Linked DNA regions of Homo sapiens: region 2 is linked to region 1. Evidence: read pairs that join two places in POLR2A ChIA-PET (ENCODE). Cell type or tissue: PC-9. All regions are shown on one strand.

Region 1 (5,000 bases):
AGTAAAAATCACTCCTATGGTTAGGTTAGGCTTGACTGCAGAATTGTTTCCTTTTTTTTTCTTTTTTTCTTTTTTTTTGAGACGGAGTCTCACTGTTGCCCAGGCTGGAGTGCAGTAGCATGCGATCTTGGCTCACTGCAACCTCCACCTCCTGGGTTCAAGCGATTCTCCTGCCTCAGCCTCCTGAGCAGCTGGGACTACAGGCCCGCATCACCATGCCCGGCTAATTTTTGTATTTTTAGTAGAGACGGGGTTTCACCATGTTGGCCAGGCTGTCCTTTCCTTTTCTACTCTTTGGAGTCGAGGGGCCTGGGTTTGAATCCTAGCTCTGCCACTTGCTGGCTGTGTAACCCTGAGAATCATGTCACCACTTGGAACCTCTGTTTCCTCATCTGTCAAATGGTGTAATAATAGTGCCTGCCTCTTTGATTGTTGGGAGGAGTAAACAAGAGAAAGTATATATAGAGCTTAGTGAAGGTTCAGCAACAATAAATGCAAATGGTACCTATTTTATAGGAGAAATATATACAATTTTTTATCTTCTTTTTCATAAAACAGTATAGCGTATACAGTTTCCTGTTTCACTGCCTCATTTTAGAGGCAGAGTCTTGCTGTGTTGCCCAGGCTGGCCTCAAACTCCTGTCTGTGCTCAAATGATCCTCCTGCCTCAGCCTCCTGAGTAGCTGGGATTACAGGCACCCACCACCATGCCCGGCTAATTTTTGTACTTTTAGTAGAGACGGGGTTTCATCGTGTTGGTCAGGCTGGTCTCGAACTCCTGACCTCATGATCCGCCCACCTCGGCCTCCCAAAGTGCTGGGATTACAGGCGTGAGCTACCGTGCCCGGCCAACTCACAAGCATTTCTAATGACTGCAAAATAGTCCATTGGGGGCCCATCCCTACATTAGTTTTTAAACCGTTTCCTATGGATGGAAATAGAAGTTGCTTCCGAAATATTATAAAGATTGCTGTGATAAACACCTCCAGACTCAAATCTTGGTCTATGTTTGAGGCTCTGTCTTTAGGATGAATTCTCAGAAGTTAAATTGTTGGTCAAATAGTATGATCACTTCCAAGAGCCTTGATATACCATACTTAGCACTGCAAGTTGCTTTCGAGAAAGATTACCTACAGATGTGTATGAGAGAACCCTGTGGCCAAGCGAGGTGGCTCATGCCTATAGTCCCAACACTTTGGGAGGCCAAGGTGGGAGGATCACTTGAGCCCAGGAGTTCAAGACCAGCCTTGGCAACATAGTGAGACCCCATCTCTCCACACACACAAAGAAAGAGAGAGGCTGGGCATGGTGGTTCACACCTATAATCCTAGCACTTTAGGAGACCTAGGCAGGTGGATCACTTGAGGTCAGGAGTTCGAGACCAGCCTGGCCAACATGGCAAAACCTCATCTCTACTACAGATACAAAAATTAGCCAGGCCTGGTGGCATGTGCCTGTAATCCCAGCTACTTGGGAGGCTGAGGCAGGAGAATTGCTTGAACCTGGGAGGTGGAGGTTGCAGTGAGCTGAGATCACACCACTGCACTTTAGTCTGGGCAACAGAGTGAGACTCTTCTCAGAAAAAAAAAGAGAGAAAGAGAGAGAGAACCCATCTTACCACATCCCAGCTGCATTGAGGATTATTACCTTTTAGTTGTTGTTAATTTGACAGGCAAAATGACATCTCATTCTTAAATCTGCATTAAAAAAATTTCACCCAGTATTTTTCTAATACTAGTTTTATTGGCTACAATGTGTTGAGTGTTTACTACATGCCAAGCATAGGGTAAATGTCTTTTACTTTTTTTTTTTTTTTTTTTTTTGAGAGACAGGGTCTTGCCTGTTGCCCAGGCTGGAGTGCAGTGATGCGATCATACCTCACTACAGCCTTGAACTCCTGGGCTCAAGGGATCTTTCTGCATCAGCCTCTCTCTTAAGTAGCTAGGACTCCAGGTGCACCACCATGCCTGGCTAATTTTTTTTTATTTTTATTTTTTTGTAGTAACAGGGCCTCGGTATATTGCCCAGGCTGGTCTCAAACTCCTGGGCTCAAGTGCTCCTCCTACCTCGGCCTCCCAAAGTACTGGGATTACAGGTGTGAGACACCATACCCAGCCTCCATAAAATGTTTTAATCAAACTTCTGGGTATGTACCCAAAAGAAGCGAAAGCAGGGACTCTAACAAATATTTGTACATCTATATTCATAGCCACATTATTCATCATAGCAAAAAGGTGCAAGAGACCCAAATGTCCATTGACAGATGAATGGATAAACAAAATGTGGTGTGTATATATGCAATGAGATATTATTCAGCCTTAAAAAGGAAGAAAATGTTGACCCATACGACAACATGGATGAACCATGAAGACATTATGATAAGAAAATATGCCCATCACACAAGGACAAGTGATGTATGATCCTTTTATATGAGGTTCCTAGAATACTCAAATTCAGAGACAGAAATCAGAATGGTTGGACTGAGCGAGGTGGCTCACACCTGTAATCCCAGCACTTTGGGAGACCACGGTGGGAGGATCGCTCGAGCCCAGGAGTTTGAGACCAGCCTGGACAACAGAGTGAGATCCTATCTCTACAAAATAAAACTTTTTAAAAATTAGCCAGGTGTGGTGGTATATGCCTACTACTCAGGAGGCTGAGGTGGGAGGATTGATTAGACTCAAGAGATCAAGGTTACAGTGAGCTGTAATTGCCCCACTGCACTGCAGCCTGGGAAACAGAGCGAGATTCTGTCTCAAAAAAAAAAAATTATAATCAATCTTTACATGTTATTTTATAAGATGTTATTATTACCCTCCAGCCTTCTTTAAAAGATGATGAAACTAAGGCTCAGAGAGATGAAACACGTTCCTAGAGTCACATAGCTTATAAATGGTGAAGACAGGTTTAGATGCCAGGTCTTACTCTCCAAGGCTACGTTATCCTGCAAATTCTGGTGGACCTGGGAGGTAAAGGGGAAATACAATCAAGCTCTAGGTGGCAGATGGAGTTAGCAAGTACCCAGTGCCAAACGGAACTGTTGGCCCTGAGAGCTCAGAGTTCAGTTCTAAATTTATTCTCTCTGACCTTATTGTGGATTCTAAATTTGGCCAAACAAGTTCTTCCAGACCGATTAGTGACGTGGATACATTGTTTTGAAGATAAAACCCTTTTCCTGGTATGAAAGAAAAAAAATAATAATGCAGCATTTGCTTGCAGAAGCCACCCTGCCGCTGGTTAACAGCCATCTGAAAATGATTCTGGGTTTTCCACCTGATGGTGGACACATGTGCTTGTTGGCCGATTTCTTGGGGACAGTGATTAAAACCATTTCCTGAACCGAAGTCTGAATTTCTCCTCCTGAATGAACCAGAAACAAAACATCAGGAAATATCCAGGCATGAAAATTCTAACCAGGGCCGGGTGCGGTGGCTCACAACTGTAATCCCAGCACTTTGGGAGGCTGAAGGGGGTGGATCACCTGAGGTCAGGAGTTTGAGACCAGACTGGTTAACATGACAAAACCCCATCTCTACTAAAAATACAAAAATTAGCCAGGCGTGGTGGCAGGCACCTGTAATCCCAGCTACTCGGGAGGCTGAGGCGGAAGAATCACTTGAACCCTGGAAGCAGAGGTTGCAGTGAGCCGAGATCACACCATTGCACTCCAGCCTAGGTGACAAGAGCGAAACTCCGTCTCAAAAAAAAAAAAAAAAAAAAATTCTAACCAGAACCAAACTTAAAATTCTCCCAAAATTACAAATTAAGACCAAAATAGGCCTCTTTGGGTGGTTTCCAGGCCAGGGAGGAGTTATGGGGTCCTCGGATAATCACCAGCTGAGTCCTGACTTCTCTGGGAAGGTATTGGGGTGACTGACCTGTTTGTGACCCCTTCTCAGACACCCTATCTCCAATCAGGTGGAGGAGGCACGTGACCCACATGGTCTGGCCACTGATGACTGAACAAGCTATGGACACCGGACCCCGGAGAGACCATTCACTCACTGGCCACGAACATGAGTTCAGATACATGCCCCAAAAGGATGAGCCTGGGTACTGGATTCCCTCCCTCAGAAACGTGAATCAAGAGACACAGGATGTTCCTGTTGGTCCAGATACTTGAGCTAAAAGGTGATGGATACCTGGATGTGGGGTGGTCATTCTGGGGAGTACGTCCATATAGAAAGAGGAGCAGGTGCTGTGGGATTCTGGATCCCAGTGATAGAGCTAAGTGGCTGGATCAAGCTTCACCTGAAACCCACTCTACTTGTCTTAGTCCATTTTGTGTTGCTATAAAAGAATACCTGCAACTGGGTAATGTATAAAGAAAAGAGACTTATTTCATTTTATAGCTCTGCAGTCTGAGACATTTAAAGGGATGGCCTTGACTTCTGGCAAGGGCTTGCACGTTGCATCACCACACGCAGGAAAAGGGAAAACAGAAGGGAGACTGCAAAAAAGGGGAAAACCTGAAGGTCATCATAGCTTTATAATAACCCACTCTCACAGCAATGAGTTAGATGGAGAACCAATTCAGTCTCACGAGAGTGACAGCAAGAACTCACTCACTGGTGAGAGGGTAGCACTTCCAAGCCATTCATGAGGGATTCACCTCCATAGCCCAACACCTCCCACTAGGCCCCGCCTCCCAACACTGCCACAGTGGAGATCAAATTGCAACATGAGTTTTGGTGGAGACAAACACCCCCTATCCAAATCACAGCACTACCCCCGAACTTTCCATTACACGAACCAAAGAATCTTCCTTTAAATTAGTGTCATTGGGTTTTCTGGGATTTACCTTTTTTTTTTTTTTTTTTTTTTTGAGACAGGGTCTTGCTCTGTCACCCAGGCTAGAGTGTAGTGGCACAAACACAGCTCACTGTAGGCTCGACCTCCTGGGCTCAAGGGATCCTCCCACCTCAGCACCCCCCACCTATGCCCTCAAAGTAGCTGGAACTACAGGAACCACCACACCTGGCTAATTAAAAAAAAAAAAT
Region 2 (5,000 bases), 330 kb before region 1:
AAACATGAAAGATGTTCAACCATGCTGGTAATCAGGCAAATGCAAATTAAAACAACAATGCGAGAACATTTCCCATGCCTCAGGTTGACATGAATGAGATTGGTGATGTAAAGTGTTAAGGAGACTGGGAAACGGTCACACCGATATACTGCCGGTGGCAGTGTAAATTGAAACAGCCTCTCCGGAAGACAATTTTCACAGTAGCCAGTAAAACTGTAAGTTCACATTTTTGGGGGAAACACTGCAGTTCCTTGATGTGGCATCTCCCTTAGTGAAACATCCACACACAGGCACAGGGAGTATGGTCAAGATGGTCACTGGGAGCAACCTAAATATCCATCAGTTGAGGAAGGGTTAAACACCCTGCAGTGGTCTGAGGCTCCCCATCTTTTGAAGCACAGTCTGCACACCTCCATCACTGATGTTGAACCTGCTAGGTGCTCACTCTTCCAAGCATCCCTTGCAGCTAGGGGGTGGTCACGTGACCCAGGTGCCACCGATCAGACGTGCTCACTGAGACCTGGAAGCAGGGATAGTTCAGGGGCAGCAGAGAGGGCCCACCGATCCAGTGTTGTGTGTGATTTGGGGTACTGTCCCTGCTGACCTTAAGCCTGGTTCTGCAATCCTCCCAGGCTCCTCAAATCCCTTATTTTATTTTGAACTTTCACTGAAGTATAGCACACATAGAGAAAAATGCATAGGTCGTAAGCGATAACTTCATGAGCCTTCATAAGTGAGTACACTTGTGTAACCAGCCCTTCATCAAGAAACAGAATATTCCAGTTCCCTTAAGCTTCCCTTAATGCCCTCTTCCAGTCACGACTTCCCCGAGGCTAACCAAGGCGAGTTGTGTCTATTTCTAGTGCTTTATATAAATGGAATCAAATGATGTGTGCTTGTTTGTGTCTGGCCTCTTTCCCTTAATGTTCAAGTCTTTGAGATTCACCCATGCTGTTGAGTGTGGTTGCAGATCTTTCATTCTCATTGTTAGGCAAAATTCCATAGTTGGAGCAGTGTCTGAGTGTGTCTCTGTTCTTTCATTCATTCTTCTACTGATGGACATTTGGGTACTTTCTAGTTAGGGGAGATTTATGAATAGGGCTGCTATGAATATTTATATGTGTCCTTCTTGGTGAAAATCTGTCTGCACTACTATTGAGTGTAGTCCTCTCATTGGGTCTTATGGCAAGTGTATGTTTCACCTTATTAAGTTGCCAGTGTCTTCTGAAGTGCTTGCACCATTTTGCATTTCTACCAGTCATGTATGAGGGTTTTTTCTAAATGCTCCGTATTTTCATCCACTCTTGGTATTTTCCATATTTTTCATTTTAGCCATTCTAGTGGGTGTACAGTGGTTATCTCATCAAAGTTTTCATTTGCATTTCCCTGCTGAGCAAGGATGTTGATCACCTCTGTGTGTTTATTGATCCTTTGGGTATCCCCTTTTGTGAAATGCCTACTCGAGTCTTGGCCATTTTTGTTTATTGGATTGATTGTTCTTCCCCTCATAAAGTACTTTGAATAGACTGCTTCTCTGTTTAAATTACTGTATCAGCCAGGGCTTTCCAGAGAAACAAAACCTAACAGGATGCGTGTGTGTATATCTATTTATATTTAATTCAATTTTTAAAGGGATTGACTCATGCAATTGTAGAAGCTGGCAAATGTGAAATTTGTAGGGCAAGCCGGCAGACTGGGGACTCAGGCAAGACTTCTATGATACACACTTAAGGCAGAATTCCTTCTACCAAAAACTTGGATTTTGCTCTCAAGGCCTTGAACTGATTGAATGAGGCCCACACACATTATCGAGCCCATCTACAAAATATCTTTTATTTTTATTTGTATTTATTTATTTATTTTTTTGAGATGGAGTCTCACTCTGTTGCCCAGGTTGGAATGCAGTGGTGCAATCTCAGCTCCCTGTAACCCCCACTTCCCGGGTTCAAGTGATTCTCATGCCTCAGCCTCCCGAGTAGCTGGGATTACAGGCGTCCCCCACCATGCCGGGCTAATTTTTTGGTGTTTTTAGTAGAGATGGGGTTTCGCCATGTTGGCCAGGCTGGTCTCGACTTCCTGACTCAAGTGATCTGCCTTCCTTGACCTCCCAAAGTGTTGAGATTACAGGTGTGAGCCACCATGCGTGGCTCAGAATATCTTTTTTTTTTTTTTTTTTTTTTTTGAGACAGAGTCTTGCTGGGTTGCCCAGGTTGGAATGCAGTGGTGCAATCTCAGCTCACTGCAACCTCCGCCCCTCAGGTTCAAGTGATTCTCCTGCCTCAGCCTCCCAAGTAGCTGGGACTACAGGTGCCTGCCACCATGCCTGGCAAATTTTTTTTTTGTATTTTTAGTAGAGATGGGGTTTCACTATGTTGGCCAGGTTGGTCTCGAACTCCTGACCTCATGATCCGCCCGCCTTGGCCTCTCAAAGTGCTGGGATTACAGGTGTAAGCCACCAGCCCAGCACAGAATATCTTTATAGCAACATCTAGACTCATGTTTGACCAAACAACTGGACACTGTAACCTGGTCAAGTTGACACGTAAAATTTAACTACCACAATTACCCAGAGCTGTTTATGTTGCTCTCAACTCTTAGCTCTATCTAATCTACTGTGAACATACATGCACACTCACACACATGCACACACTACCAACAACAGTGGTAGACATTTCATTGTAAGTGCACAGAAGTAAATATGGAAGGATGCTAAACTCATTACATGACCCCCTTGGGGAATGTCCAGGATGGACATCAAAGGGGATTTTAACTACAAGCTGTAACTGTAAAAAATATTTTTAAGAATATAATAATGGGTTAATTGTATAATTAAAATTAATATTTAAGTGGCAAAACTTTTAAAAGAAAACCAAAGGAGTCGTTAAGTCCCCATTATTCATTCAGCAAATATTTACTGAGCACCTACTTTGCAATAGTTGTTGGAGACACTGGATAAGACAGATCCAGTCTCTATCTTGGTGGAGCTGACATCATAGTCGAGAAGACAGGCAATAAAGAAGCAAACAGGGAAATAGCAGATGATTTCAGAAAGTGTTCAGGAGTATTCTGAAAGCAAGCAAGCCATGTGCAGGGGCACAGTATGAATGGGGACAGGGTTATGTTGGTGTGGGAAGTCAGGGAAGGCCTCCCTGCAGTGATATTTGAGCTGAGCCCTGAAAGAGGAGAAGGAGCTGGAAGAGCACACTGAAAGAGGACAAGGAGCTGGAAGAGTGGGGACCAACTCGGTACATGCAAAGGTCCTGTATTAGTCCATTCTCACACTGCTAATAAAGACATACCCAAGATTTGGTAATTTACAAAGAAAAAGAACTTTAATGGACTTACAGTTCCACTTATAGGTCTGGGGAGGCCTCACAATCATGGCAGAAGGTGAAGGAGGAGAAAAGGCACGTCTTACATGGTGGCAGGCAAGAGATCATTGCAGGGGAACTGCCCTTTATAAAACCATCAGCTCTCTTGAGACTTATTCACTATCATGAGAACCGAATGGGAAAGACCCAACCCCATGATTCAATTACCTCCCACGGAATCCCTCCCACTACACATGGGGATTATGGGAGCTACAAATCAAGATGAGATATGGATGGGGACACAGCCAAATCATATCAGGTCCTGAGGCAGGAATGGACCAGATGAGCTGGGATGAGAACCCAAGCAAGCTTCTGACTTGGAAACCGAGGCTCAGAGAGGGATACACACAACTCAAGGCCACAGCACTGGACGTGGTATAACTGAACGAGAATCCAGCTGTGTGCTGGTGCAGAGCTGCCTGTACAGGAAGGAGGCCTCTGAGCTGCTCAAAGGGCTCTATCTGCACTCCCCCACAGAAATCCCCTTATGATCAGAGCCAAACATTGGAGACCCAGCCCCCAGGCTTGTGCCAGCCTTGCCCTGCCAGCCAAGGCCAGTATCCCCACTGAGGGGCATCTGAGGGCTCTGTACACTTTGCCTCTGAGTTGAGGATCAATAGAAGCTACCACTGCTGTTTTACCTAATTATATAACAGTGGCCAGGGAGGAAGGTGTCAGGGATAGACGCTTTACCGGCACCATCCCATCAAATCCTGCTAAGAACTCCATGAAGGGGTATTATTATTCCCATTTTGCAGTTGGGAACACTGAGACTCAGAGAGATCAAATGCCTTGACTTCAGAATCTGTATTTTTTTTTTTTTTTGAGACAGGGTCTGGCTCTGTTGCCCAGGCTGGAGTGCAGTGACATGATCTCAGCTCACTGCAATCTCTACCTCCTGGGCTCAAGCCATCCTCCCACCTCAGCCTCCTGAGTAGCTGGGATTACAGATACATACCACCTAACCAGGCTAATTTTTGCTTTTTTTTTTTTTTTTTTTTTTTGTGGAGAGGGTGTTTCTCCATGTTGCCCAGGCTGGTCTCAAACTCCTGAGCTCAAGAGATCTGCCTGCCTCAGCCTCCCAAAGTGCTAGGATTATAGGCATGAGCTACTGCGCCTGCCCAGAGCCTGCATTCTTTACCTTTACAGTCTAGACCCTGCTCCTATAGATCCCCAGGAAAGAGCAAGACCATCTTTTTTAAATGCCAGAGCCTCAGATAGGAAAGGATGATCTCACCCAGGACTTCATTATACAGATAAGAAGACCAAGGTCCAAAGAAGGAGAGGAACCATCCTCTGACTATACAGAGCTGGGTCTCCTGCTCCCAGAGCCCCTCCAGCTTTACCCCCTGCTCCCCTCCCCTTCCTTCCATTCATGATGACCTCACTGGTCTCTAGGCTGTCGCTCCAACATGCTGAGCTCAATCCTGCCTCAGGGCCCTTGTACTTATTCCCCTGCCAGATCTAGCCTATCATTTCTTGTCTTCATTGACCACTCCATCTATAGTGGCTCTGCGTGTTGCTTTCCTACCTAGGTTTATTTTTATTCCTAGCATTTATCACCTTCTGTCATTATATTACGTATTTATATAGTTTCTTTTTGTCCACTACCTGCCTAGAATATTAGAA

What was found. ChIA-PET counts read pairs that join two places held together with the same protein. Peaks named below come from ENCODE experiments on the same cell type or tissue, not always from the same donor. Only the 100,000 strongest peaks of a DNase experiment are listed, where the experiment ranks them.
Region 2: POLR2A ChIA-PET joins it to region 1 with 7 read pairs; 1 of 35 experiments calls an interaction of 5 or more read pairs at or near these places.

What each region holds. Positions count from the first base shown.
Region 1 is chr20:50,655,948-50,660,947 of GRCh38, forward strand. All of the region lies in intron 1 of RIPOR3 (RIPOR family member 3), which reads right to left. It overlaps RIPOR3-AS1 (RIPOR3 antisense RNA 1), which reads left to right. Exons shown (of 3, transcript NR_111906.1): 3 at 3,919-4,344. Among named protein-coding and RNA genes, the nearest start is that of RIPOR3-AS1, 13 kb to the left of the region's middle. In PC-9, CTCF peaks have their summits at 2,893 and 3,096; a DNase peak (open chromatin) is centred at 3,094; H3K4me3 peaks cover 849 bases; H3K27ac peaks cover 3,433 bases.
Region 2 is chr20:50,324,928-50,329,927 of GRCh38, forward strand. No RefSeq gene overlaps it. Among named protein-coding and RNA genes, the nearest start is that of LINC01271, 6.1 kb to the left of the region's middle. In PC-9, no CTCF peak of the experiment used is centred here; a DNase peak (open chromatin) is centred at 2,935.